Linked DNA regions of Homo sapiens: region 2 is linked to region 1. Evidence: chromatin loops called from intact Hi-C (ENCODE). Cell type or tissue: ascending aorta. All regions are shown on one strand.

What was found. Peaks named below come from ENCODE experiments on the same cell type or tissue, not always from the same donor. Only the 100,000 strongest peaks of a DNase experiment are listed, where the experiment ranks them.
Region 2: it touches region 1 in a loop (4-fold over the local background); 6 of 110 quality-filtered maps call a loop at or near these places.

The regions. Positions count from the first base shown.
Region 1 is chr7:36,290,236-36,292,735 of GRCh38, forward strand. All of the region lies in intron 6 of EEPD1 (endonuclease/exonuclease/phosphatase family domain containing 1), which reads left to right. Among named protein-coding and RNA genes, the nearest start is that of MATCAP2, 76 kb to the right of the region's middle. RefSeq lists a silencer at 1,805-2,099. In ascending aorta, a CTCF peak has its summit at 1,431 (motif pointing left); DNase peaks (open chromatin) are centred at 86, 1,436 and 1,956; H3K4me3 peaks cover 1,096 bases; H3K27ac peaks cover 2,500 bases.
Region 2 is chr7:36,223,847-36,226,346 of GRCh38, forward strand. All of the region lies in intron 2 of EEPD1 (endonuclease/exonuclease/phosphatase family domain containing 1), which reads left to right. Among named protein-coding and RNA genes, the nearest start is that of EEPD1, 72 kb to the left of the region's middle. In ascending aorta, a CTCF peak has its summit at 1,265; no DNase peak of the experiment used is centred here; H3K4me3 peaks cover 830 bases; H3K27ac peaks cover 1,797 bases.

The DNA.
Region 1 (2,500 bases):
TATCCAGGGAGTAGTCAGGATTTTGGCAGAAAACCTTGGGCAGGTTATGTTCCAAATTGCCAAGGTACTATTGACCCACAGCCTGGCTTGGCCTTGACTCATCCAAGTAGGGACAATGACTCATGCTGCCTGTGTCCCCTGCTTGTAACTAGTACCCAATTAATTATTAACTGGTGACACTCCAGACCCAGGGGTTCAGGAAGCAATTCAGCCTGCCCAGGTCTAACAAGGGTAGACAAGTCAGCAGAGGGGTTCAGCTAAAGCAAAGACAAAGCCTTCATTCCACAGCTTCTATCAGAGCAAACAGAACCGATGTGGTTAGCAAGCTCCGGGCCTTTCTGCCTTTGTCTGGAACGTGCATGCAGGCTGACGTCAGTGGGGATATGCCAGTCCCCTAGTGGAACCTTCTTCCCTCAGACCTCACCAGGACTTGGGGACAGGGTCTCCCTCTGTGAACTGAGCAAGAGTGAAACAGGGTGTGTAGTAACTCTTGACATCTTGGCAGATGGTCCCTCAGTGGGGACTGGTTCCTGTAGTTGTCATTGGCGTTTTATAAATCTAGAGACTCTCTGAGGAAGTCAGCCCAAAACGTTCTCCCCTCACTGCTGGGAATCAAGGGAGCGACAAAGGAGCCCAGCCCAGGTGGGTGGCTTTTTAGGAAGATAACTCAGGCTCCTGCGCATCTACCTGTGGATTCTCAGAAGCAACAACTGCCTTGATGTCATCACCGACGCGGATTCAATCGGAAGAACATGAGTTGTAAGAAATCCGATGTGCTCATTCAAAAAGGGAACCGTTGTCACTCCTGAAGCTACACAGAGCTGGCTCTATTGACCCTTGACACCAGCGTCTCTCCTGGCTTTAGAATTGTCTTTTTCAGCCCAGACCTTTGCAGGCCTGCATCCCAACGAAAACCTCCCTCATTATATGGGAACTTTGTTTTCTTTGATATTCAATGAATGTAGCATCTTTCTCTTTGTTCCTTTCCAAATCAAACTGCACCCTAATTCTGGGACATTTGTGGTTCCGCTTGTCTGTTGCTCACATATTTATTGAGTGCCTGCTGATGCACTTGGTGTCGCAGTGGACAGCAGCCACTTCCGTGTGGTCTTCCATCCTAGCCCTTTGTGGTGAGCCCTGGATTTGAGGCCTGGCCTGGTGACTTTGGACAAACCTTCCCACCTCTGGGAGCCTGTTTCGTACCTGCAGAAGGGAGATGGTAACAGCACCTGCCCCATGGGTCGTGGCTGTTAAGTGCGGTGCTATCGAGGAAGTGGTCAGCACAGTGCCATGACTATTATTCAAGCTGGCACTGATTTCTCCATGGTGTGGGTGGCCCTGCAGGAGAGGCTTCCTTCCATCCCACCCATTGTCCTCACTCCTCCTAGAGGAGGGCGCCATCTGCAATGCACATGCGCCCTCTGGTGGTGGCCTGAGTGGCTTCCCTTCAGATTCCTTTCCCTGCAGTTGTTATTACGGAAGCACACCCGTGGCCAGGAAAAAAAGATTTGCCAAGTGTCGTGGATACATTTATGACTTCGTTTATGAACTGCTTTCCCTAAAGCCTCCTTCACAAGGTGTGGCAGAAATGCCACCTCCTGCTGTGGGACAACAAGGGTCAAGCAGAGCCCAGGGGAATCCCGCAGAGCCCAGCTGGGGGGCGAGTGTTCTTTCAGGATTTCTACTCGCTTTGCTTGGAAAATACTTCATAACTATCCCACTTCCTCTAGGGTAAATCAGACTGTGGGAGAAATGTCTAAAATGCTTTAGGAGAAAACCTTTCCCCCTTGGCCCTGAAATCACTTTGTAGTTCTTATGCACACATATTTAACTTCCACTGTGTGTCTCTCCCTGACAAACCTGTGAAGCTGTATCAGGAAACTGATCAGGAAGGGGGCCCACGCTACATGTGAGTGCCCCGTGCCAGGCGCTTCTGGCGGCTCCTCTAATCCTGACACCAACCTGGGAGGAAATGGCTTGTTCTTTCCCTTTTATAGACTAAAAGGCTTGCCCAAGGTCACGAAGCTGGGAAGTGACAAACTTCAAATTCCACACTCAGAGTCATCCAGCTGTTTTCTCTTAGAACCGGGGCCGAGAACCACTGTTTTCTTTCTTTCTTTTTTCTTTTCTTTTCTTTTGTTTTGTTTTCTTTTCTTTTCTTTCTTTCTTTTCTTTCTTTTTCTCTCTTTTTCTTTCTCTCTCTCTGTCTCTCCCTCCCTCCCTCCTTGTCTTTCTCTCTCTCTCTCTTTCTCTCTCTTTTTCTCTTTCTCTTTCTCTTCTTTCTTTTCTTCTTTGACAGAGTCTCACTCTAGCCGAGGCTGGAGTGCAGTGGAGCCATGTTGGCTCACTGCAACCTCTGTCTCCCGGGTTCAAGCGATTCTCCTGCCTCAGCCTCCCAAGTAACTGGGATTACAGGCGCCCACCACTATGCCCAGCTGATTTTTGCATCTTTAGTAGAGATGGGGTTTCACTATGTCGGCCAGGCTGGTCTCAAACTCCT
Region 2 (2,500 bases), 66 kb before region 1:
CTGTGTCTGCAAGGAGAAACTTGCAGATGTAAGTAAAATAATATAATCAAGGCTTAGCAGGGTACCAACATCTGGAAAACACTTTCAACTGAATCCTCTTTCTCCTCTTCATTGGTTCTTTCTACATTTCAGTCTGTTCCCCTGCCTTTTCTTCCAAATTTTCCAGGAATAAAATTGCCTAGTCTACTTTAGTTTTATCTCCTGCAGTTAAGCCAAGTCATTAACTTTCTAATGGACTTTCCTGTGGAGCCTCAGATCTTAAATTAGGTTAAATGTTTCAGCTTTTTAAAAAGTGGCATTAAATAGGCAATTTGCTGTTGGGAAAAAAAGCTTGTATATGGAAGTGTTTCCTAGTCTTTGGTCAGCAGCCAGCCTGACTTTTACTGTTCATCATCACCCCTGTTCAGTGGGATCTCAGTGGAGTGAAAGGTTTCAAGTTGACTGGAAGCAGAGCTCTTTCTCTGTGCCTTCCCAAGGTGGGTATGAGAAGGAGAGATCGATCCTTTACACAGGTGGATAGAAAACGGGCCGACAGTCAGTCCACTCATAATAGCTGGACAAATGTTTCCTTGTTTAAGGATGCATAAAGACTAAAAAAAGGCTGTGGAAAAGTCCTGCAGAACAAGGTAAAAGCAAGAGCTTCTGTAGACTGAGATGGAGTTTCTATTTTGAAAAACCATCTACAGCAGACTCCAGAAGATAGTTTTGGGAAAATATGTGGCATCCTCAGTATACAGCAAAAGGACATGGTCTCCCAGGGCCAGGAACAGTAAAACGTGAAGAAAGGATATTTGACATGGAAAAGCAACAGAAAGGGAAAAGCAAGGAGATGGATTCCATAAGGAAAGGTTTTAAGGATCCAATAGCAGAACTAAAATCCAAATTAGCAAGAGTATAGAAAAGTATTCATGTATAGTAAACTGAATAATGGCCTCCAAAAGTTTTCCATATCCTAATCCTTGGCACTTGTGAATGTTACCTCACATGGAAAAAAAAAAAGTTTTGCAGATTTGATTAAATTAAGGATCTTGAGGGGTATGGGGGTTATACTGGGTCATCTATGTGGGCCCTAATTGCAATCACAAGTGTCCTTGTAAGAGACAGGAAGAAGGAGATGTGATGATAGGAGAGAAAGCGACATGACCATGGCGACAGACTGGAGTGATGAGGCCAAAAACAAGGAATGCAGGCAGCCACCAGAGACAAAAAAAAAATAGGCTCTCCTCTCGAGCCTCCAGAGGGAGTGCGGCCATTCCGATAGCTTGATTTCAGCCCAGTGAGCCTGAGACTTCTGGCCTCCAGAACTGAGGGAATGACTTTCTGTTGTGTTAAGTCACCAAGTTTGTGATAATTTGTTAGAACAGCCACAGAAAACAACACAAATGCCATGGAAAATCAAATCAGTGATATGAGTCAGGGTGAAACAAGTCGAGAAAGATTCTGGAAAATATGAGAAAAGAAGAACAAGAGACAGGGTTATACATGTGGAAGATGGAACTGACCACCCACATTCAGATTTTTGGCGTTGGTGATTATTGAAATCAGTGATCCGTCATCCAAACTGTGATGGAAGGAAACCCCGTGCTCACGAGGGACTGTGCGTGAATATCAAAGGCCTCACTCAACCACATTCTGAACAAACTCAGAAAGAGACGGCCACATCTGAGCATACCCTGGGAATAATAAAGAATAACAACGATAAGAGGGGGACAAGCATTTCATCCAAACAGAGAAAAAAGTAACAAAAATTAAGTCGACTTTAGACTTGTTCTGTATAACAAAGAGACTGTGTTTACAGAACCTGTCAGAAGATTAAAACATCTGGGAATTAAAAAAAAATTTGGCTCTATTCCCAGGCCCCATAACACCAACCTACGTGTGGAGCCTGAGAATCTGAAGCATTAAAAGTTCTTCGATTATCAAGTAAGTTTATGAACCCTCTACAAAATTTGGGGGTTATGTAGCAACCCAAACAATTTTATGCTCAGCTGAGTTGCCTTTTGTCTGTGAAGCCAATCAGAAAGACATTCTCAGATGTGCAGGGGCTTAGGGAAGTATACAAACATGCTCCTTTCTTTAAAATTCATTTTAAAGACATGTCTTAGATGCTCAAGAGTTAAAACAGAGCTCAAGAGTAGCTAACATAAGCACCAGATTCCATAAAACTAGAGAGCAGTTTAAATTATTGTTATAAGTCTGATTAGCAAACAAATGCAAATGTCAAAAATTGTTCTTACAATAAACTATGTAATGGAAAGACAACCAAATGCCTGTATTCTGGATCTAAGCCTTAGAGTATTGCTAATGAAGATCAAAGAGGGAAGGGGAGATAAGGGTTGTAATGCTGCTTGTCCGAAATGGGATGGTATCAAGAAAAAGTTGTTTCAGTCTTTATTCTAATCCTCAAGAAGTGTTAGTGGCTAAAGAAAGGCTCTGAATGATGAGTACTAATAGCCGCCATTCCGAGAGGCTTATGAGGGAAGCAGCGTGCTAAGTACTT